Regions from separate parts of the Homo sapiens genome. Here all the other regions are linked to region 3. A link is a loop called in an ENCODE intact Hi-C map of the cell type or tissue named here. Cell type or tissue: mammary epithelial cell. All regions are shown on one strand. Links, peaks and the distances in the headings refer to the core of each region. The heading gives the core; the rest is flanking DNA. Region 1 has its middle 94 kb from the start of BMAL1. Region 2 has its middle 71 kb from the start of BMAL1. Region 3 has its middle 26 kb from the start of LINC00958.

Evidence for each region. Peaks named below come from ENCODE experiments on the same cell type or tissue, not always from the same donor. Only the 100,000 strongest peaks of a DNase experiment are listed, where the experiment ranks them.
Region 1: a loop joins it to region 3, with 12 times the contacts of the local background. A loop is called at or near these places in 59 of 110 quality-filtered maps.
Region 2: it touches region 3 in a loop (11-fold over the local background); 3 of 110 quality-filtered maps call a loop at or near these places.

What each region holds. Positions count from the first base shown.
Region 1 is chr11:13,179,681-13,188,037 of GRCh38, forward strand. No RefSeq gene overlaps it. Among named protein-coding and RNA genes, the nearest start is that of BMAL1, 94 kb to the right of the region's middle. In mammary epithelial cell, for the core only: CTCF peaks have their summits at 3,509 (motif pointing right) and 4,085; a DNase peak (open chromatin) is centred at 3,791; H3K4me3 peaks cover 183 bases; H3K27ac peaks cover 622 bases.
Region 2 is chr11:13,203,099-13,211,455 of GRCh38, forward strand. No RefSeq gene overlaps it. Among named protein-coding and RNA genes, the nearest start is that of BMAL1, 71 kb to the right of the region's middle. RefSeq lists an enhancer at 4,150-4,707. In mammary epithelial cell, for the core only: a CTCF peak has its summit at 4,344; a DNase peak (open chromatin) is centred at 5,233; H3K4me3 peaks cover 605 bases; H3K27ac peaks cover 1,407 bases.
Region 3 is chr11:12,959,443-12,967,799 of GRCh38, forward strand. No RefSeq gene overlaps it. Among named protein-coding and RNA genes, the nearest start is that of LINC00958, 26 kb to the right of the region's middle. RefSeq lists a silencer at 4,847-4,906. In mammary epithelial cell, for the core only: CTCF peaks have their summits at 2,391 and 4,804 (motif pointing right); no DNase peak of the experiment used is centred there.

The DNA.
Region 1 (8,357 bases), core at 1,905-6,904, 220 kb after region 3:
TTATTAATAGTCATTTTTTTAATACATTGAGCAATGGTATTATTACTTTTTTTTTTTTTTTTTTGAGGCAGAGTCTCTGTCTGTTGCTGAGGCTGGAGTGCAGTGGCACAATCTTGGCTCACTACAACCTCCGCCTCCCTGGTTCGAGCAATTCTCATGCCTCAGCCTCCCAAGCAGCTGGGATTATGGGTGTGCACCACTACACCTGGCTAATTTTTGTATTTTTTAGTAGAGATGGGGCTTTGCCATGTTGGCCAGTCTGATCTCGAACACCTGACCTCAAGTGATCTGCCCACCTTGGCCTCCCAAAGTGCTGGGATTACAGGCGTAAGCTGCCGTGCTTGACCAATGGTGTCATTTTAAAACAGCATTTGAAGCTTATATTTTGCCACAGATTCGCCCAACATTTATAAGCCAACATCTTTGGCTTATAATGGAGATTCCATTGCTCCAACATAATGGAGATTCCATTGCTGGAATCTCCCAGCAATGTCTCAGCAACTGTAAGGGTCTTAGACTTAGCAACCTGAGGTGCTACTTTATAAGACGCCTGTAAACCCCATCAAAAAGTGAGCAAAGGATATGAACAGACACTTTTCAAAAGAAGACATTTATGAAGCCAACAAACACATGAAAAAATGCTCATCATCACTGGTCATCAGAGAAATGCAAATCAAAACCACAATGAGATACCATCTCACACCAGTTAGAACGGTGATCATTAAAAAGTCAGGAAACAACAGGTGCTGGAGAGGATGTGGAGAAATAGGAACGCTTTTACACTGTTGATGGGAGTGTAAACTAGTTCAACCGAGTGGAAGACAGTATGGTGATTCCTCAAGAATCTAGAACTAGAAATACCATTTGACCCAGCCATCCCATTAGTGGGTATATACCCAAAGGATTATAAATCATTCTGCTATAAAGACTCGTGCACACATATGTTTATTGCAGCACTGTTCACAATAGCAAAGACTTGGAACCAATCCAAATGTCCATCAATGATAGACTGGATTAAGAAAATGTGGCACATATACACCATGGAATACTATGCAGCCATAAAAAACGGATGAGTTCATGTCCTTTGTAGGGACATGGATGAAGCTGGAAACCATCATTCTGAACAAACTATCGCAATGACAGAAAACCAAACACATGTTCTCACTCATAGGTGGGTATTGAACAATGAGAACACATGGACACAGGGCGGGGATCATCACACACTGGGGCCTGTCGTGGGGTGGGGGAATGCGGGAGGGATAGCATTAGGAGAAGTGCCTAATATAAATGACGAATTAAAGGGGGAAGTAAACCAACATGGCACATGTATACATAAGTAACAAACCTGCACGTTGTGTACAGGTACCCTAGAACTTAAAATATAATAAAAATATTTAAAAAAAGAAAAAAAATAAATAAATAAAAGAAAAAAATATGCCTGCAAAGTACTATTGATTATATGTGAAATATTGAACATCTGCTTCTGTTAGCTTTTTAATCATTACATTTTAATTTCAATATTCTTTCAAATAAATCTTTTTTGATTTTATATGTAAGTCCCACTTAAGTTTTGGTGGATTTATTGCTTCATTACATGGTACATTTCTATAAACGAAAACACCACGTTTTTAAGCACTTCCTCATCAATTCAGGCTACAAACCTGTACTCAGCATATGACGTATCATATTTCCAAGTAAAAGTAGTCTGAATGTGTTTGATCTTCAGTTTTTCAGAATCACTCTCATTATTACCATTTGGTTTATTACTGCCACATTCAGAAAAGTTGTATCATTTCATGATGAAATGGTCCAGTAGAGCTTGTTTCGCCATCTGTGAATTAAAGTTAACAATAAATAGAACAACTTTTACTTCGTAATTTAAGTAAAATTTTAAGTTTTAAAACAGCCTTGATTAAAAATTAAAATAGTCATACAACTATTTTTACAATCTTACATTTTTCTCAGGTTTTTATAAACTTTTGGATTACAGTTGTTAGACCTTAAAATATCATGTTATTAATGTGGTCCTATTGCACTAGTTGTGTGATTTCTCACATTCCCTGTTGTACAAGTCCACGGACGTGTATTATGCACTTGGGTTTGCAGCAATGCCAAAGAGCTATAAAAGTTTCTAAATGCTGACTGACAAATTTTTTTTGAGACGGAGTCCCGCTGTGTCGCCCAGGCTGGAGTGCAGTGGCACAATCCTGGCTCACTGCAACCTCTGCCTCCTGGGTTCAAGTGATTCTCCTGCCTCAGCCTCCTGAGTAGCTGGGACTACAGGCACATGCCACCATGCCTGGCTAATTTTTTATATTTTTAGTGAGATGGAGTTTCGCCATATTAGCCAGACTGGTCTCAAATTCCTGACCTTGTGATCCATCGCCTTGGCCTCCCAAAATGCTGGGATTACAGACATAAGCCACTGCGCCCGGTCAACAATTTTTTCACTTAGCATATCACAGACAGATAAATAATTCATCATCCCACATGTGTAGCAGTGGCTTATACATCAAAACTTCGTTAAAATCCTCTTTAATCATCTCTCTCTCTCTTCCAAAAGTGCAACTCTCTCATCTTCTCTATCCCATAACCTATTCCTCTGATATGTGTTCCCTCTGGGCAAACCCAACTACCTTCTTAGTAAACAATTCTTTTACCTTCAGCCATTCATAACGTCTTCTACTCCCCCCAAGTCAGCAGAGCAAAAATCTCTTCCCCTGGACTTGCTGTTCTTAGACTATATATATATGTGTGTGTGTGTGTGTGTGTGTGCGCGTGCGTGCGTGTGTGTGTGTTGTGGGAGGGAGGTGGTTGATCACATGGTTTGAAGACTGCAATACAATTGTAAATACAAATATTTATAATTTAGTGTTTTGTTCTTGTAACAACAGTATATGATAGAGCAAAATTGAAAACTAACTGAGAACGCACTGGAAAATCGGTAAATAAGAATATAACTTGCAGGAACAGTATTCAGGTATTAAAATAAATTAAAAGTACCTGGTAACAACTACAGTGATTGCCTTTGAGTGGGGATCCTTCTACTCTGCCTACATATTTATTTTTTTGAAAATAATAAGTACATAGTTCTTTTATATTTTTAAAAGTATTTTTAAATATAAGATTACTTAAAAGAACATAATTCAATACACATTTTTCAGTGTTTGCCATGTTCTATGGTCTCTGCCAAGGAAATCATAGACTAACAAAACTGTATCACTTACATTTTGTAAAGGATGATACCAATGATTTTCAAAAAGCCCATTATAGAAGTTAAGAAAAACATTGTCAGGATTCAAATAGAAAAATGAGCCAAAGATATAATCATAAATTCATTTAAAAAATAAAAATGTTGAAGTCCACAGGTAGGAAATCTTCAGTAAGCAAAAAATTCTAGCTAAAGCAACTTAGACATACCGTTTTTTATCTCTAAATTATTGAAAATGTCAAGCAGTGATAAATAACACTTAATGCTGTGGAGATTCAGTGAGGCTGGTTCCCCCAAAGACTGCAGGTGGCAGTGTAAACTAGAACAAATGTTTACATTTCAGGACGTCTTCAGAGTTCCACAAATATTTATTGAATGTCCATTCATTCTTTCGTGGTGGAATGGAATTCACACTCAGCCCAATCCACCATTAATTTAGAGGTAACCTGATTGCCAGTTAGCTGCAAGTTGATTTTCTGTATTCCGTAATGCTTCTAGTCATACACTTCATACTGTTTTCAAATGATGCAATTTGAAATGATGTCAGGAAAATTCAGCATCTTTCATTTCCTCTACTTATCAGCAAATCTATGACAGGTATAGAGGTGGTCAGAAACCTGCCAAAAATGCTCCACCATTATCTGGGGGACCAGGCATGTACATGGTGATGAAAGTTGTCAATTAAACATTGCCCAATATCCTTCTCTGGAATTCTTGCCTAACAGGAAACCCCCAGTTTCTGCAAAGAAATTAAAAGTAGCGACAGAGGCATCTTTCAGCCAAAACATTTAAGAAAGTCATTTATGGAATTCTCACTACCCTCTTGGAAGTCAAAATGAAAGACGATGTATTTTATACATAACTTTGTAAAGTCTGCCCTCTATCATTCCTCATAGTAAATGCAGCCAGTATCCACAGATTTATTCTGTTTCAGATGAGATGAGATCCTAAATATTTTTATCTACAATTTACTGAGCACCTTCAATATGCCAGGCAACTAGTAGATGTATAAATGTTTGATCCCAGGTTGACACTTACTACAGCTCCACAAGGCAATAAAGTGCCCTTATTCCTATTTCACATCTAAGGACACATGCTCAGGGAGGCTAAGTAACTATGTCGAGGACACACAGCTGATAAGTCAAAGCTCCTGGATTGTAACCTGGTCTGTCCAGTGATAAAGCTCATATAGTCTTTATTCCATGTCACATTGGCTCCAATTTGCTTCTATTCTGACACTTTAAAATGTAGATATAGCCATATATTTATTGACACTCATTATCATTTCAGAAAGCCACAGAGACACCTAGTCAAACATAAAGTTTGTCAGAACACATATGAAAGAAAAGACAACCATTCAAATGCTAACTCAAGGAAGCCTTCAGACTTTGTAAACGTGCTTTTTGTTGCATATAATTCTTCCTAGTTAAATGGGCTTTCAGGCCACAGCAGCTCAGTGATCTCGGTAAGATGCATCTCCAAGCTGTGCCATTTCTGGATATCGTCTGGCTTCATGGGGTATGAATGTTTAAACACTGGCTACTGGTATTGCCGTACGAACTCAGCAGAGCTCTGTTGAAATCTTCAGCTGAACCACTTAAACCAAGTAAACAACTCACCTCCAGGCAGTGTGTTCCCAGCACCTATCAGATTGTCAGAGAACTGGAAGGAGTCTGACAGAACAATTTCCAGGGTCATTGGTCTACATATGAGGCAGGGGTCTAATCGTTTGACTGATGTGCTCATGCTACTGGGTAACCAGTGGGTTCCCTACATGAGTCACTTCCAAACACCCTCGGCTGCCAAAGGAGAGCAGGTTTAGTCTCCTCAAAATGGAAGACGTGAAAGAAGGGCAAGGGCAGCTTCTACAAGATTCAGGAATGCTGAGGTTCCCACGTGGCGTCAGTTCAAATGGCAGGGGCGTGGGTTATATGTGTCTTTCTTCACCTAGTAAATGAAGACATTTTCTCATCTTGGGGATTTGGTTGCTATGTATTTGAAACATTTCACCATAGAAACAATGTTAGGTCCAGCCAACCCATAAAATTCATTCATCATTGAATGCCATTCTTCACTCATGTATCTAAACAATCGTGTTGTGATGATGGAAGTAAATGTAAAAACATTTCTGGGGAAATCCCACTCCAGATTTCAACCTAGACCTTAGGAGCATATAGTCCTTCTTGTGGTGAAACCAGGAGATTCTTTTGTGTCATAGGTTCCTCCTCCACCCCCCAACCCCTTCACTCACACACATCTGCTGGGCAGGGACAGCAGGACTTCTCCAGCTCCAAGCCACTGCTGGAGCTCCCTTGGCCTGGGGTGGAGGCAGCAGTATGGGAGCAGGAGGGTGGGGAGTAGGGAACAGGTGGGCGATTGAGAACAGGCACTGAGGACTCATGGGCCAGGCCTTTTGACAGTATGACCCTCAATAGAGCAAATTCTCTGTCTAGGTCACTATCTGATCCCTCTCTTGCTTTTCTACCTCTGGTTTTAAATCTGGCCCAGTCTCCAGGCCCAGCCAAACCTAGTAAGCAAGAAGGCAATAGGTTGGGTTGTTTAGGGTCTGTGATGGTTAATACTGAGTGTCAACTTGATTGGATTGATGAATACAAAGTACTGATCCTGGGTGTGTCTGTGAGGGCTTTGCCAAAGGAGATTAACATTTGAGTCAGTGGGCTGGGAAAGGCAGAACCACCCTTAATCTGGTTAGGCACAATCTAATCAGCTGCCAGAGTGGCTAGAATATAAGCAAGCAGAAAAATGTGAAAAGAGAGACTGGCCTAGCCTCCCAGCCTACAACTTCCTCCTGTGCTGGATGCTTCCTGCCCTCAAACATCAGACTCCAAGTTCTTCAGTTTGGTGACTCAAACCGGCTTTCATTGCTCCTCAGCCTATAGACAGCCTATTGTGGGACCTTGTGATCATGTGAGTAAAAACTTAATAAACATGTATATATTCCATTAGTTCTGTCCCTCTAGAGAACCCTGACTAGTATGGGAAAGAACAGATGTTATGCTCATCCGACAGGTTAAATAAACAGTGATTAGGAAAGGAATTATTTATAAGGGTTAATGGAAACCAGAAGGCATGGTGACACACCTGGGGCTCACAAGGAAAAGAAGCCATTACCACCCTTAGGCCTGAAGGAACACAAGAAGGGAGAGGTTACCAGAACCCAAGGAGAATAGCTGCAAGAGAGGGAGGTTGGAATGGAGCTGTGGCCATCAGTCAAAGGAGACAGCACACACATTACCTGGTGAAGGAGATTCAGGAAAACAAACAACCTGCCCCTATTCTCTTCCTCCTGGCCTCTGATTTCATGTCTGTGCCTTCCATTGGCCAAACCTAACCAGAAGGCAGAGGGCAAAGGAGTCATTTGATACAGTCCTCAAAGAGTGCAGAGCAGGTGGAGATGGGTTTAAAGCAGATCCGCAGGGCCATGTGAAAAATTTATTAGAGGATAGGAGGGAAGTCCTGCATAATAAGATATGGAGAAACAAATACAATATGTATTTATTTCAGGAAGACATATCCCAAAAGAAAAGAGACAAGAAGCATAGAAAGTTGCTGGGCTGCACATGACCTGTCCTTCTCCCTAACTTATCAGCCAGAAAATCTACTCCCTCTCTTTGCTGAAGGAGGAATAAATGAGCGGGACTGAGAAAGCCAGGTATGCTACTCTAGTAGATATTCTTCCCATGCAGAAACATGAACAAAGAGAAAGAATGTTCTTCTCCAAGACCCACTGATATGGTTTGGATGTTTGTGTCCTCCAAATCTCATGTTGAAATGTATTCTCCAACGTTGGAGGTGGGACCTGGTGTTCACATGAGACCTGGTTGTTTAGAGGAGTGTAAACTTCCCCCTTTCTCTCTCTCATGCCTGTTCTTGCCATGTGACATGCCTGCTACTGCTTTGCCTTCCACCACGATTGTAAGCTCCTGAAGACCTCACAAAAGCCAAGCAGATGCTGGCACCATGCTTTCTGTACAGCTTGCAGAACCATGAACGAATTAAACCTCTTTTCTTTATAAGTAACCCAGTCTCAGGTATTCCTTTACAGTAACACAAATGGACTAACACAGAAAATTGGTTCTGAGGAGTAGGGCGTTACTATAAAGATAACTGAAAATGTGGAAGTAGCTTTGGAACTGGGTAACAGGCAGAGGTTAGAAGACTTTGGAGGGCTTAGAAGAAAACAGAAGATGAGGGAAAGTTTGGAACTTCTTAGAGACTGGTTAAATGGTTGTGGCCAAAATGCTGATAGAGATATGGACAGTGAAGTCCAGGCTGACAAGGTCTCAGATGGAAATGAGGAATTTATTGGGAGCTGGAGTAAATATTGCCGATGTTACATCATAGCAAAGAACTTGGCTGCATTATGTTCATGTCCTAGGGATCTGTGGAAGTTTGAACTTAAGATGATTTCGGGTATCTAGTGGAAGAAATTTCTAAGCAGTGAAGTGTTCAAAATGTGACCTGGCTGCTTCTAACAACCCATGATGAGATGTAGGAGCAAGACAATGACCTAAAGTTGGAACATATTTAATTTCTAATTTAAATTTTCTAATTTTCATTATGATGTCTTATTTAAGCAATTATTTATTTGGAAGGGTATCTCTAAACATTAGGGATTTTTTTAGAGTTATCTTCTAGTTTATTTTATTATTGTTTATTTCTGACTGACTTCCACTGTGGTTGGAAAACATACACTATTATTTTAATCTTTAGAAATGTGTTGAGATTTCTTTATGGATCAATAAATGGTGAATTTTGATAACTTCCCCTTGTGTATTTGAAAACATGTATTCTGTAGTTGTTGGATGCAGCATCCCACTGCACGTAAGTCAGATGCTATTTATGTTAAGTTGTACATTTTATTGCTCAAACTTTCAATATCTTTACTGACAATTTTTTCTCCTCATTCAAATAATTATTGGGTACCAATCTCATTATGATTACAGATTTTTCTGGTTTTACATTTAGTTTTAATCAATTTTTGCTTAATATTTGTATGTTATTAGGTACACACATTTCTTTATTTTTAACTCTCTCACATCCTCTTATGCTATCATTATCATGTATTTTTAATTCTACTAAATTTTCTAACTTTATAAGAAATTATTATTTTAGGTAGTATACA
Region 2 (8,357 bases), core at 2,285-7,284, 240 kb after region 3:
CATACAATTATTATTCGTCAATTAAATTTTTTTTAAAAAAAGACCACAATAATGAGTGTTAACAAGGGTGTGAAGGAATTGGAACCTTCATACGCCACTGATGATATCATAAAATGATGAAGCCACTTTGGAAAACAGTCTGGCAATTACTGAAAATGTTGAATACAGAGTTACCGTATGACCCAGCAATTTTACTGCTAGGGGTATATCTCCAAGAAAAATGAAAACAGGCCAAGTGTAGTGGCTCATGCTTGTGCTCCCAGCACTTTGTGAGTGCAAGGCAGGAGGATCACTTGAGGCCAGGAGTTTGAGACCAGCCTAGGCAACATAGTGAGACCCTGTCTCTACAAAAAAAAAAAAAAAAAAAAAAAAAAAATTAGCCAAGTGTGGTGGTGTACATCTGCAGTCCCAGCTGCTTAGGAGGCTGAGGCAAGAGGATTGCTTGAGCCCAGGTATTAGAGCCTTCAGTGAGCTGTGATCACACCACTCTACTCCAGCCTGGGCAATAGAGTGAGACCCTGTGTCTAACAAAAAACAAGAGTGAGAAATGAAAACATATTCACAGAAACATTTGCACATAAATCTTTATAGCAGCATTATTCATAACAGCCAAAGCTTGGAAACTACTCAGATGTCCATCAAATGATGAATGGATAAATAAAATGTAGTATATCTGGCCGTATAATGGACTACATTTCAGTGATAAAAAGGATTGAAGTACTTACTGACACATGCTACAACATGAATGAACCTTGAAAATGTTATGCTAAGTGAAAGAAGCCAGTCAGAAAAGACCTAATAATGGATAATTCTATTTACATGGAATGTCCAGAATAGGCAAATTTATAAAAACAGAAAGTAGTTTAGTAGTTGCCTAGGGCTGGGAGGGCCTGGTGGGTGGAAATGAAGAGTGACTGCTAATGAATACAGGGTATCTATACTATTTGGGGTGATTAAAAAAAGTTCCAAAATTGATTGTGGTGATGGTTGCACAACTCTGTGAATATTCTAAAAGTCATTGAATTTTAGACTTTAAACAAATGAATTATGTAATGGTGAATTAAATCTCAATGAAGTTGTTACAAAAAAAAGAATGTCTGGAAGTAGATAGTAGATAGTGAGTGTAACTAATGGCATTGGATTATATCCTCAAAATGATTAAAATAGAAAATGTTATGTTATATATATTTTATCACAGTAAAATTAATTTTAAAGAACGTTTATAACAGCAGTGTGAAAAATAGCCAAACACTGGAAACAACACAAACGTCCATCAACGATGGACAAATAAACTGAGGAATACCCATACTACACATTCTTGCTGTGTTCATGCTATACAGCAATGAAAGTGACCAAATTCCTGCTACCTGTATCAACATGGTTGAATCTCACAACAATAACGTGAAAAAAGAGAAATCCAACAAAAAGAACAATACATTACATGTGATTCGAAAACAGGCAGAACTATCAATGGTGTTAGAAATCAGAGTCATGGTTGCCTTGAAGGAGTAGGGCAGCACCTGGGAGGGGACACCTGGGTACTAGTGATATTTACCTTCTTACCCAAAGGATGATTACACAGGCACGCTTAGTGAGTGAAAATCCATCAGACTATGCATGTACGATTTGTACAATTTCCAGATTTGTTTTCAAAATTTATTTTTTTTAAGTCTCAAAAATCAAAGTCCCCCCAGTAACTTTAATGCATAGCCAGGTTCAAAACATTACCTTCTTTACTGTGTCACCAGTACCTTCTCAAGGACCCAGTAGAAGACAACTCCAATTCCAAAATTATTATTTTCTTTTCACTCTCTCATACACAGCAATTCATTGTCTCCCTCTCTGCTCAGGAAAACCTTCACTTTTTATAGGCAAACAAATCCATTAAGGTGTGTCTTCAACAAAAGGACTTTTTTTGGGGTGGGGGGGACAGAGTCTGGCTCTGTCACCCAGGCTGGAGTGTCAGGGCATAATCTCGGCTCACTGAAATCTCCTCCTCCCGGGCTCAAGTGATCCTCCCACCTCAGCCTCCTGAGTATCTGGCACTACAAGTGCACGCCACCACGCCCAGCTAATTTTTGTATTTTTTGTAGAGACAAGGTTTCACCATTTTGCCCAGGCTGGTCTTGAACTCCTGAGCTCAAGCAGTCGGCTCACTTCAGCCTCCCAAAGTGCTGGGATTACAGGCATGAGACACCGCACCTAGCCAATTTTTCCCCCTTAGTGAATTTCTGTCACCATACTAGGCTAACAACCTGAAACTGCAGCAATATTTTCTTTCCTCCCATTACTTTTATAAAGTTCTCAGCACAACAGTTAGTGCAGAATAAACATCGGGAAAAAAAAAAGAAAGAAGATATGAGGTCAGGAATCTGGAAAATTAAGAGTAAAAATCTGAAGCTGGAAGTACCTGATCAAACTTAAGAACTGAAGGAACCAAGCTGTAGAGAGGGAGGGGGAAGCAGTGAAGGTTAGCAAGCAGTATTACCAGCGTCTGGCCTGCCCTGAAATCCACACAAAAGTAAAATGTGACCCTTTGTGTTTCACTTCCTGTGCAGATGGTGGGGGAAGTGGGGAGAAGTCCCAAGAACTGTGCGACACTGCAGCTATTGCTTGAAACTGCCAAAATTTGGAAAGGCACATTCTATTTGCATTACTTTGCATGCAAAGTGTGTATGAGCAGCAAAGCTCCATTTCTGTTTACTGCCCAGCTTCTCCTGTTTTCAGGCTTGACTGGCTAAATTTTGAAAAAGACTCCAGCAGAGACCGCTTGTACGCACCAGTATCTGTGTTCTCCTCTTCCACCTTGGACATATACCTAAATTATACTTCCCAGCCTTCTCTGCATTCAAGTGAGGACTTCTGTCTGGGTTCTGGACAATGGATTTTACACAGAAGGGATGTAGACCACTAACAGGCCTGACCCGTGAAATCTCCCCAGTGTGATACTTGCTCTTTCCCCATCTGCATGGAGAAGATCCCTCTGACCCAGAGCAGGGGGATGTCTCGGTATGAAATAGCCTGAATGAAGGTCCCTTGCCCCATCTATCCCTATGCAAGAAATAAATTTATTCCTTGTAGTTAAAGCTTGGGGCTATTTGCTGCCATCGTTAGCCTCTTCTGACTAATTCAGAGACTATGGTTATCTCTGTGTCATTCTGATGTGTGTCTTTCTCCCTGATCTCTTAGTACCATGTCTCCCCACACAGCTATCTGGTGGCCCCAAGTCTCCCATATCTAAGTGAGCCTGACTTTTGGAAGAACCCCAGAATCTCTGCTTACTTCCTTTTTCCTTCTATCCCATTCTAGTAACTAATCAAGCATAAAACCAGAGCGGTTAGGTGAGATGAGAATGGAAGCGCATTCCAGAAGTGTTGGTTAGGCTTCCTGAACTAGAAATTCTACTCATGGGAATTTATCCTGAGGAGATTAATCAACATAAACAAAAAGATGTTCCTCGAAGTATTAAGCACACTAACAAAATAATTAGAACCTGCCTAAATATTCAGTTGTGGGCCGAAAGGTTAGTAAATTATGATCAATTCACTCACCTAAATATTATGAAGTAATTAAATATGACAACTAGAAAGCCTACAAGATGGAAAAATTTATTAACGTATTATTAAGTGTAAAAAGCCAGAATATAAAAATGTGTTTTCACAATAGTAAGCAATATGTAAAATGATGCATGCAGCCTGGCCCTGCTAGGGTAAATTTATTCAGAGAGGCATCCAAATGGTCAGACCAGCAGCCACTCACAAGCACCTGGGCATCTCAGTCTTCAGGGACAGTTCATTGTGGATTGGTTTATAATTATTCCTGGAATTGCATCTACATTGCAGACAGTTTCATTCCAAAGAAGAGCCTGGGCCAGCAACGAGAACTCTGTGGAGTAGTAGCTGTCTGATTCTCTGTCCCAGGAGAAACAATGAAAGGCACCTTGGCACACTCCCACTAATCAGAGGTGGGGAAACACAAAGTCACATCCCCACCTCAGACACAGCTGGAACCCCAACATACTTGGATGGCCTAGGTCTTTACCTCCTAGGCCACGTGGTCAGCTGGAAGTGGCACTGCTCTGCCTCACTTGCAAATGACGAGGCCTCTCCCGCATCAAAAGTGTACTCGCTCGGGAGGCTGAGGTGGGAGGATGGTTTGAGCCCAGGAGGTTAAGGCTGTAGTAAGTTGTGATCACCCCATCCTGAGTGACAGAGAGAGACCCTATCTCTAAAGGACAAAGAATTAAACAAACAAAAACCAAAAAAAAAGTCTAGTAGCTGAGCCATGTCCTCAGGACACACCTAGGAGAAGGAATAAAGGAATCAGTGCGTTTGCAATGGAGACAGCTCCTCCTGGCTGCCTTGGGGTGAGATTCGTATTCTAATGGGTGCAAATCTAGAATTAAGTTCTATGCCTGATGAGAGGGTTGCACAAAAGACCAGAACAAGTGAAATATTTACCCTGTAGCATCGAGGATCATTGGAACATCTTTGCAAGGGATGTAAAAGGTAAGGGTTTGGAGTTTCAGGTGTGACAGGAAGAAAGAAGATGAAGCCCAGGGTAAGAATGCAGGGGAGGAGGGGCCGGGTAGGAGCAGAGACAGCAAACCTGAGGAGCAGGAGGAAAGTAGTGAGCACTGCAAGAATGGGAGGGAGCAGGGGGTGCTTTTAGAAGGAGTGAGTTATGCAGCACAGGGCCAGGCCTGTGGGTGCAGGCGCTTGCTCCTCCAGCCTTGTCCCCCACCCAGATCTGAAGGCTCCGTGCTCTCTCCCGCTTCCCCACCATTTTCTCTGCCCAAGTGCCTTCTGCCTGCTGATTGCCCTTATCTTTTTAGACTTAGCCCAGCTGATACCAGCTCTGTGAAGTGTTTCCCGATATTCCTCTCTCTCCCGACTTCCCTCTCTCCCCGAGTTAAGGACTTCCTGCTCTAGTGTCCCCGCAACGCCATCCACAGACCTCACCACAGCAGCTATCGCATTGCTGTAATTATTTCAAATTCCTCTTCCCCTACTAAACTGTGAACTCCCTGGGCAGGGGCCATGTTCTATTCATCTTTTCACCCCTTGCATGGGGCCTGACAAATAAGAAGTGTTCAAAAAGTCAACTGAATGAATTGAAAAAAAAAAAAACAAAACATTTCCTTGGATTCAGCTGAAAAGGCAATTGCAGTAATTTGAATTGTGCAATTTCCATTGTGTCGCCTTTGAAAAACAGTTTCACTTTTCCTCCTACTACCGATGACTCATTCCTGGGGCAGATAACACACATTTCTGAGGTGCAGAACTTCACTACATCAAATCTTTTGAAAATCTGTTTTTGAGTGTTCTTGTCTAAAGAGAAAAACATGATGAGCTTTCGTAATCCCTCAACTCAGCACTGAGTGATGGAATACTAAAGATGTTTTGGAAACCCTTTGATTACTGCAAAGCATACAAAGAAGAACGGGTGGGTGAATGATAAAAATAAAACGCTAGCATTGGCTACATGCACTGATCGCTTAACAAATGGTAGTTAATGTCAGGCATTTGGCTAAGTGATTAGCCCCATTTTCTCACTCAATACACAGAACACCTTACGAGGTCACCCTGATTGTCCCCACTCAGACAGGGAAATTGAGAATCAGAAAATGTTGGTAAATTTCTGTAAGCGGCAAAACCAGCATTTGAACCCAGACCTGTCTGATTCCAGAATGGTGCTGTTAACAACGAGGCCCCTATTTCTTCTAGACTGAGAAGGCACACACTGAAGTTGGATGCTGATTTTTGACAAGCCAGTGTCTAGGCAGGGACCCCACACAGCACCCCCATCCAGGCATTTCTGGGCAAACATGGTTTCAAATGGGCAAAGTGAAGATGAACATCCGCCCTCACATGAAACCTACATGATAATCAGCTGGCTTCTTCCAACTGCCCCTCTCTGCACCAAGTGCAGCCCTGGTGGCCTTATCTCCTGTCCACCCACACATAAGGGCAAAACAAAACCTTTTCTGCTAGGAGCAAAGATTCTAGCTCACTGCTTAATTACAACTTATTGCTCCTTGTCCCAGCAGTACCATGGCAACAAGTAGCATTGGCACAAGAATCAAAAGGGAGAAGTGTTGCCTAGCAACATAGTAGAAAAAGCTTTAGGATTCTGAAGGCCCGAGTTCTAGTTCTGGTTCTGACTCCCTGGGGCACTGTGGATAAGACCCAACTCCTCTGATCCTCCGTTTTTTGTCATCTGTAAAATGGGGGCAACTCATTCCATACATGTAGGATTGCTGTCAGGATCATTATTTTCGGGAGAGGAAAATTATGCCATGGATTAAGGCAGAAAGGGGAAAATGTGAAAGACTTACTAGGCCATGACATACTTTAGCCACTCCATGAAGAGTATACATTGGTAAAGCCTTTTTGGAGGTCATTAAGTAATAGCAGTCAATATTTAAATGTAGGTACCCTTTAACTCAGCAACTTCCTCTCTAGACATTGGTTCACGAAGATACACATAGGAGGTGAAAAACTGGAAACTACCTAAACGGTCTATTAAAGAGGGACTATAATAGATCAACACAATAGAACACTACAGAAGTTTTAAAAAATGAAGGAGCTTTTCTTTACTGACACGGAGAGACTTCTAACATACAATGTTTAGTGAAATGAAGGCAAGTCACAGACACACACACACACACACACACACACACACTCATCCATTCACAAATATACACAGGAAAATGCATGTCAGAAAGCCTGGAAGGACCTATGAGAAAATGTTAACAGTGGTTACCAAATTACTTCTCACTACTCCCCAAATAGGCTGTTTCCCCGCTACTTTTGCAAATGCCATTCCACCTCCCTAAAACGCCAGTCCTCCTTTCCACCTTCTGAACCCCAGCCCATCCCTCAGAGAGTAGGTAAGCAGCATCTCCTCTCCAAAGCTCTGCTGGTTCCCATCAGTGGACTTTACATCTCCCTCTGTGTCTGTATTGTCCCTATCATAACATTGAATTTTAATTATTTGTTTATGTATCTACACTCCCCCTTCCCAGTAGTCTATGAGCTCCTTGGGGAGCAGAATCACGTCTCATTCATCTTTGTTCCAGCAGGGCCTACCCAAGGCCATTAGTGCATTGAATGGAAACAAGAGGTTAAAACATGGTCAGAAATGAGAACAGCATGTGGAAGCTGTGAGCCCCAGTTTTTTCCAAAGCACCCTCCCAGACCATGCTTTCACGTATATTCATAGCTCAGAAGGTGTGCTCCAAGGACAAGAGGAGGAGAAAGTCAGTTTACCTTGATTATCTCTGTAAAGAACAACAACAAAAAAAAGAAAACAAGAAAGTCAGAAAGCCATGGATAAGGAGTGAGCTGGGTAAAAATTGCTTGAAGCAAACAAACAAACAAAATCCCAAGAGGTGTGTATGCATGTCAGCAAGTCATCCACAATCTGGGCAGCAGGTGGCACAAGTAACCTAGATTTCTTAGGCCACTGCAGAAGGAAGCCGCAGAGGTAAGGATTTGGAGAAACTGGGAAGCTGGGAGCATCATCCCAAGCCACTCTTTTGCCTGCCTGATTGCAGTACAAGACATAAAGGCAGTCCTGTGAGGATTTCAAGTCCTAGACATCTGCCTTTCCAACCACCATCCTTCACCCTCTTAGTCCATCCTCCACCCTCTTCAGTCCATCCTTACTATGGCCAATTTTGTTATTTGCCAACCTGCCTTCCTTTTTGAGGAAAATGAGCATTTCCATTCATATCAGTGGCAGTGAATATTCATAAGACCTCTTCGAAGGGAAATGTAGCAGGGCTGATCAAAAGAACACTTACCCTGGAGGAGACAGATAATAATTCCTTAACAGATCTAACTGCAATCATGGATTGGATGTTCATCATTATTTGATTTTCCTCTTCTGGGGCAATGGATTCATAAATTATTTTAAGGGTATATGAGCAGATAAACAAGTTACCTTGACTACTGACTATAGTAAAGGTTGAATTTTGTATATTAATGTAGTTATTTTGATAAATTTGGTAGTAATTATTATAACTTTACATAATAAATTTATGGAAAATATAGACATACAATTGCATAAAGCTAGGTGGGCTAATTAAGTACCATCATATTGCTGGTGAGGGTGGCTGTTATTATTATTACACAAAATATATTTATTCTTTGAACAAATATTTATTAAATGCTACATATGCAAAAACTACTTATGAAATGACCATCAAGTGCCAGGTACTGTTTTTGGTGCTGGGAAAAAATAAATCAGTGACAAATTCTCTGCCCTTATGAAGCTTTCAATGTAACAAAGGAAATAAATACATATATATTATTGCCATATACATACACACATATATGGCAAGTGATTATAAC
Region 3 (8,357 bases), core at 2,010-7,009:
TATATATATCCAGTTGTTCTAACACCATTTTTTGAAAAGACTATCTTTTCCCCATTAAATTACTTTGGCACCATTGTTGAAAATCAATTGACCATATAAGTATTGGTGCATTTTAAAGCTTTTATTTTGTTCCATTGATCTCATATGGTCTATCTTTATGCCAGTAACACACTGTTGTGATTACTGTATCTTAATGATAAGTCTTGAATTCAGGTAGTTTAAGTCCTTCCAAACTTGTTTTCCTTTCTTAAGAGTATTCTTGCTATTCTAGGTCCTTTGCCTTCTCGAACAAATTTTAGAATATACTTGTCAATTATTTTTTAAATTAAGTTTTAAACATAAATACTTTTAATTGCCTGGCATTTTAATGTCCAACTTGAGACCTTGTAAAGAAAATTGTGGTACAATACACATAACATAAAATTTACCATCTTGACCATTTTTAAGTGGCATTAAGTACATTCACATTGTGCAACCATCACCACCATCCATCCACAGAAATCTTTTTATCTTGCAAAACTAAAACTTTATAAACATTAAACAATAACTTTCCATTCTACCAGCCCCTGGCAACCAGCATTCTACTTTCTGTCTCTGAGTTTGATTACTCTAAGTGCCTCATAAAAGTACAATTATGCAGTATTTGTCCTTTTGTGACTAGTTCACTCAACATAATATCTTCAAGGTCCATCCATGTTGTCGGAATTTTCTTTCTTTTTTAAGTAAATATTCCATTGTATTCCACATATGTATGTATATATGTGTTTGAGACAGGGTCTTGCTCTGTCACCCAGGCTGGAGTGCAGTGGCACAATCACAGCTCACTGCAGCCTCAACCTCCTGTGCTCCGGTGATCTCCCACCTCAGCCTCCTAGTAGCTAGGACCATAGGTGTGCACCACCATGCTCAGCTAATTGTTGTACTTTTTCTAGAGATGGGGTTTCACCATGTTGCCCAGGCTGGTCTTGAACTCCTGGGCTCGAGTGATCCTCCCACCTCAGCCTCCCAAAGTGCTGGGTTTACAGGCATGAACCACTGCACCCGGCCCCATTGTATTTATATACTATAATTTAATTATCCATCAGTAGACACTTGGGTTGCTTCTGTCATTTTCTTTCTTAAAAAGTATTTTGGAGACTATCATAAATAAAAATGTTTTAAAACTCCATTTTGAATTGTTCATTGCAAATATATAGAAATTCACTTGACTTTGGCATATTGACCTTGTATCCTTTAACCTTGGTAAACTCACATATTGTTCTAGTAGCTTTTTTTAAACCATTATATGACCTTGTCATCTGCAAATTTAGACAGTTTACTTTTCCCTTTCCAATATGTATGCCTTTTATTGCTTTTTTTAAAATCTTTTTAAAAATATTGAACTGACTGGGACCTTCGTACAAAATTCAGTGTTAGTAGTGAAAGTGGGTATTCATGCCGTCCTTGTTTCTAATCTTAGGAGGAAAGAATTCATTTCTTCACAATTAAGTATGATCTAAATAGTGGATTTTATAGCATGAGAACAGTTATAATAGTAGCTTTAAAATCCTTGGTGGATAATTCCAACATCTGGGTCATCTTGGAGTGAATCTCCGCTATCTTTTCCCTTGAGAATGGGTCCCACTTTTCCAGTTCTTCATATGTCGAATAAGTTTGGATTGTACACATTATAAACGTTAAGTTGTGGAGGCCCTACATTCTGATAAGAGAACACCTTTTCTCTAATAGGTTTTGTTTATTTTGTTTTAGCAGGCATTTTTTTGTGATTGAACTCTAACTTCAAACTCTGTTTCTCAGGTGGCAGGTCCAGTCTCTTTTAGACTCTTTTGTCTCTGGCTGAGATGCTTTTGTTTTTGCTGTGTGTGTCCGTGGTTTGGGATCAGCCACAGACAGGAGCAGAAAGAATTTGGGAATTCCCTCTTTGGCTCTTTCTCTTCCAGAACTCTTTCTTCTCTCTTTTGGCAGTTATAGTTGCCCTGAACTCAACCTTCCATTTTCATAGTCCAAAAAGATGGCTGTTTTTCCACCAGCACCACACCTGGTTTGCACAATGGCTGCACCTGCCTCCAAGCTAAAAACAGCAAAAATGGGCGCTCACTTCCTGTAACATCTTTTCTTTATTGCGTGGACTTCCCACCAGAATCTGCCTGCTCTGTCCACTTTCCATTGTTTTCAGGTAGCTGCATTTTGTATTATGTCCACCTAGAAAAACCACATCCAGTCATTCCTGGAAGCAGAAGTCTGGTATGATGTGTTAAGGACAAATATTAAGATGCCTCTCTCCCTCTTTTTTTTTTTTTTTTTTGCAGTATTTAGATGCTTTTTTGTTGTTGCAGGTTTTCAGCTCCGGCATGGGCTTCCCTATTCTGCTGTGAAATTAATATGACATCTAGTGGCTTGGTAAAGAAGATCTGGACTGATTTTAATGGACACATCTGGATTTGGGGCTTCTTAGGTGTGGAGGTGGAGACAGGGGCCAGTGGTTACCATTACGTTTCAATGGTTGGTTTTTAAGAAATATTTGTTGGAAAACAAAAACTGACACACATAAAGACCTTGAATTCAATCTACTCCTTAATAGTTAGGAAAGAAAGAAGAAGGGAGGGAAAGAAAATGGAAAAGAAAATAGGAAAGAAGGGTAAGAAAAGAGAAAAGGGGCTGGATGTTGTGGCTCATGCCTGTAATCCCAGCACTTTGGAAGGCTGAGGTGAGAGGATCACTTGAGCCCAGGAGTTTGAGACAAGCCTGGGCAACACAGGAAGATGACCCCATCCCTAAAAACAGTTTTAAAAATTAGCTGGCATGGTGGTGTGCATCTGTAGTCCCAGCTACTCGGGAGGCTCAGGTGGGAGGATCACCTGAGCCCGGGAGTTCAAGGCTGTAGTGAGCCGTGATCACGCCACTGGACTCCAGCCTGGGTGACAAGAAATGAGAGGAAGAGAAGACAGAAGGCAGGAGGAGAAGGAGAGCTGGGATGATGTGGGCAAAGGGCGTTCAGGGAAGAGGAAGCAAAGCTAAGGGCCTAGAAATATGAAATAACCTGACAGATCCAGAAACAGGAATTGGTGGGAAATATGGCTTATAAAGTGGTCTGGGCCTGCGCGAGAGCTCTCATGGCGTGGGGTGGAATCCACATTCTGTACAATGGGCACGGGGCAGCCCTTCGAGGGCATCACCATCAAGGGAGTGCCCTGGATCCTCCGTGCTCATGTCCACTCCTTGCCTCTCCCCTCCTCTGCAGTGCAAGGAAACTCAGCCCTGTTGCCGGTCTTCTCCAGGTGCTGAATCAGCTGCCTTTCGCTGAGTGGCCAGTGGAAGGTTCTGGTAGGAAACAGGGTGGGAAGAAGGGAGAAGTTAGGGTCTCATCCCGTCTCTCTCCATCTCAGGTGGCATATCCAGCAGTGGCTCTTTTTCCTTCATAGCTCCAGCTCCTGCCAGAGGGACCCTCACAGGTTCTGGCTCCTGCCAGTGATCTGGCTGGGGGATCTGGGAACAGCACCTTACCCCTTCACTCCTTCATCCTAAGAATGGCAGTGACTTTGTATTCCTGAGAATCTTGGGATTTCTCTTCCCAGCACCTCCACCAATTCCCTGCATCAGATTCCCTTTGTTGTAACTACTTGGAGTGGTGTCTATCTTCCTAGTTAGCCCCTGAATAATATCGGGGGGACACTGGCCCCCCACTGCTCTGGTTTCCACACAGAGGGCTTTTTCTCTAAATCCTCCTGGCGTCTTGCTCTGCTCCTTAATCCTCCCGATGGAAGTGTGCTGAGTTAGCTAACTAGTGGGTGACAGCAGTCGGCCCACACTCTCATTTGCGTGGATCTCTCCTGGTGGAACTGGGGAGTGCATTTTAGCATGCTCATCATTGCCAAGCTCTGTCCTCCAGAGTAGTCTGTTCTGTAATGCAGGTGATATTTTAATCTCCATCTGTCTGACTCCCTGAGTCTGAATTGGTTCCCAAGGCTGGGACAAGGAGTCCTGTTTTTTTGTTTGTTTGTTTTTTTGTTTTTTTCTTTCTCAAACTCCAATAGCAAGGAAGTGGAAAAAAGATTAGACTTTTGGCCCGGCGCGGTGGCTCACGCCTATAATCCCAGCACTTTGGGAGGCCAAGGCAGGCGGATCACGAGGTCAGGAGATCGAGACCATCCTAGCTAACACGGTGAAACCCTGTCTCTACTAAAAATACAAAAAAATTAGCCGGGCGTGGTGGTGGGCGCCTGTGGTCCCAGCTACTTGGGAGGCTGAGGCAGGAGAATGGCGTGAACCTGGGAGGTGGAGCTTGCAGTGAGCCGAGATTGCGCCACTGCACTCCAACCTGGTGACAGAGCAAGACTCTGTCTCAAAAAAAAAAAAAATTAGACTTTCAGTACCACTACATTATAGCCAAGAGAAACTGATTCCCCTCAGCCTGGCATATTAGGGAGAACCTTACCTGCAACTCCTCTCCCCACATATTCTCCTAAACTTAGACTCTTCAGGAACCACTGAGACTCTGTCATAGCCCTGACGTGCAATGTCAGGAGCAGGGAATAATGAGGCCAGCTTCAGAGTGTGGGAGATAGTGGCACAGGCCCCACCCTCACAAATGTCCACAGCTTAGCTTAATACTCTGTTCGCTGTCTTGAAACTCTCACTGTTTTTAAGAAGTTGTCCCACATTTTCATTTTTTCGCCAGACCCCTCCGACTATGTGGCTTTTCCTGGTACTCCCTCCCTCTTGGGCGCCCAAGCTCCTTGGATTGTTAAGGCTGGCGGTGCTGCCCAAAGCATCCCCCCCAGGACTTCTCGATATGGACAGCAGAGGGCAGCAAACTGCCATTTGAGGGCTCCTCACCCAGGACGACCCAGGGGTTTGAACCTGGCTTTATCCACGTGGGGTGAGAGGGGTGGGAGGAGGGTGGTATTAGTTGTTTGCGTGTTTTTAATAATTGAAAACCAGAAACCCGACACTCTGAGCACCACTTCAGGTGATGTGCTGTGTGGCATTTTCTGCCCTTGTGGAGTCCAACCATCCATTCTGAAACAGAGCAGTTCCTTTGACCTTGACAGTACAGTAAGTTAACGTTGTCCTTAGGTTCTCGGAACTACAACTTAAAGGGAAACCAATTTTACTACAGGCTAATGGCTATAAACTAGAGTTGAGTTCCTACAGTATATTTCAGGTCACAAAAACATCAGCAAACTTCTAGGTAAAGACTCAAAACACTTCTAATACTAAACACTGAAATAAATGTGAGCTATACATGCATTTGATGAATAAAAACAAGATCATTATTTACTTAGTAATTCCAGTTCAGGGTAATGAGTGCTCGAAGCCCCTCCTGGCAGCTCAGGGCACAAGGTGGGACCCAGCCCTGGATAGGATGCCATTCCCTCACAGGGCGCACTCACCCACACCCACGCTCGCTCCGACTGGGACCATGTAGACACACCAGTTCTCCTAATGTGCACATCGCTGGGATGTGGGAGGAAGTGGTAGTGCCTGGAGAAAACCTATGCAGACATGGAGAGAGAGTACAGACTCCACACAGAGTGTGGCCCCAGAAGGCATGGATTTTTTTTTTCTTATCCATGTTCTAATGAAATGGTGTAGGCTGGGCAACGCAGTGAGACCCCCATCTCCACAAAAAATTTAAAAATTAGCTGGGCATGGTGGTGTGTACCTGTGATCCCAGCTACTCAGGAGGCCGAGGTGGAAGGATCTCTTGAGCCCAGGAGGTTGAGCCAGCATTGTGTCACTGCACTCCAGCCTGGGTGACAGAGCAAGACCCTGTCTCAGAAAAACAAAAACAAAAACATGACATTATTTGAGGACCTGCTGTGCAAGCTAGTGGCCAGCATGTGCAGTGCCGCATGTCCCACGCTGCTCCTGATAATATCTAGATCAACTACAAAGAGTCTTCCAGGGGGTCTTCCCTGCATGGGGTCTTCCATATATCACCTCTAATCCTTACGGTACCTTAACAAAGTCTGTATTTTTATCTGCATTTCCCTGATGAGGAAACTGGACTCAAAAATGTACTTGATGTAACTTGTCCTAGGTCATACAACTGTGAAGTAGAAAAAGCTGGATTCAAATCCAGGTTTTACCTAGTCCACCTAGTGTCTAAAAGGTATGCTCCTTCTACAAGTCCAATGTGCCTCTGTGATGCATAAAAGGGACAATGACATTTTGTCTTGCCTTTACTTTGTAGGGTGAAGTTCTTGTCTGAAATAACAATCCCTAGGGCGGTGCCCCAGCCCTCTCCAAGGCACAGTGGACACCTGTAAACAGAAAAGCTCTCATGCACCAAATGCCTGTGATCTGGGATTGCATCTGTCATCAGGCAAAACAATGAGAGAAAAATGTATTAAAATCTTTTTGTTGTTGTTGTTATAATAATCCAACGGCCCATGCTACTCTCTCCTAAAGCCTCAAGTTCTCAGGAAAAGCTCATCATTGATTTGAGCCTAATGAAAACCGTCTTTGGTGAGCATGCTTCCACATTCCCAACCAGCTTGTAACAGTTCTATAGAAATGTGTTAAATTCAGAAGCTACTTAGAAGGCTTCCTAGCCTCCTAAGGCATCCCCAAAGCATGTCAATATCAGAATAAGACAGAGCTGACATTTTTCCTATTAGAAATGTTGTAGTCCTGGAATCGCAAACTCAAATGCACACCAGGGTCAGGCAAAACTTACAAATGCACGAAGCAGATCTGCTGTAACAGGCAGTATGTGCCTCACTGATGGGCATTCACAATGAAAACAAAAGTGCCGTGTGACTTAGCCCATCTGAGGGGTGAGGTTCATTGAGCCCATTATCTTTTGCTTTGCCTTAGTGGCTAGGGAATGCATGGCTGAACGACTATGGGTAGTGACAGTATGGGAAGGAGCGCTGTGTAGTGGCTAAGGCTGAGGGCTCTAGAATTACCCAGCAGGTTCAAATTCAGGTTCTATTATTGAGTAGCTGTGCATCTTTGGGCAATTTACTCCAGTTCTCTGAGACTCCATTTCTTTATCTGTGAAATGGTTTACCATGCAGTGTTGTGAAAAGTGAATGGGAAGGTGGATGCCAAGTGTTGACAGGACTCACACATGGAGGCTGTCATGCTATTCTCCTCCTCCAAAGTCGATCTGGAGTTTGGAAAGCAGGTATTCTGCTCCAGCAAAAGATGCTGCCTTGTTTCATGTTTAAATACCTTCTCCTGTGTCATGCTTTACATAAGCCCTTCAGCTGTTTTCAGAAGATAATTACACATTTTAAGTTCAACAACAATGAGTAAAATGGCCTTCCTTTGTTCCCTTTGCCTTCTCTTTAGCCCTTTGGGCTGAGGAGAGTATCTTGCCTGGAGTTGCTGGTAGGAAGAGAAGACCCTCCTTTATCCCAGGATGAAACTGCACATGGACTTTCTTGAATTTCACTGAGATAAACACCAGAGAAGCAAGTCCTGTTGCAACCCCCCAAAGCAACCTCTGTGAACCTGGGAAGGGGCACCTGCCAGATTCCCACAGTGTCAGAGTCCCCAAGAATGGGACCTCCTGCAGAAGCCCCCCAAGGACAAAGCTGAACCCTTCCCTGCTGAGCTGGGCTTCAGCCAAGAGGCCTTTTAGCAAAGGATTACAGTTCCAGCTGGGATCAACTGACTCCCTGAGGGATGAGAGGCAAGTTTGTCTGGGAAAGGGTCTGAGTTGGCAAGATCTGGGATGCTGGAGGGGCTCCTGGAAGGGAGGAAAATTTCCCTCCTCCAATGCTCCAAACACCTGGTTTGGACGAAACTCTGCTCTTCAACACAACCTGTGTACCTCTTTTTCTCTACACCTAACAAGGAAAGAAAATCAATGTGGTCATACTTCTGGCCATCCCAAACTCTGAATCCAAACTGGGGGTCTCCCACAAGACTCTATTTCTGTGGCCAGGACGCCCAATCCTGTCTGAAACTTCTTAGCATACAAAGTACAATGCACCTATTTTAAAACTTGGAGCCAGGTTTCAAAGGTGTTTTGTGTATTGTTTTACAATTAAACTATGAAGATCATCTATATTTCGTGGATGTAGATACAGGTGTTTGTGAACAGGGGTGGTAAGGCAGATTTATCAAAGTGATTATCACATTGAAATGTTAGAAGCTGCCTCCAATCCTTTTTGGAATGAGACTGGGTATGAAAATCAATAGGTAAATGCAAATTTAATTAAAATATGTGTCGATCAGTATCAACTGGCTCTAAGACAAGAGCTTTGAAAGGGGATTTATGCAGAAAAAGCCAAGTTGTAGGAACATAGGGAGCCAAGGCATTGGTTTCTAGATTTGGAGGGGAGATATGTAAAGTACTGGGGTTGGGCCTTGAATGTATTCACTCTCAAACTATCATCATG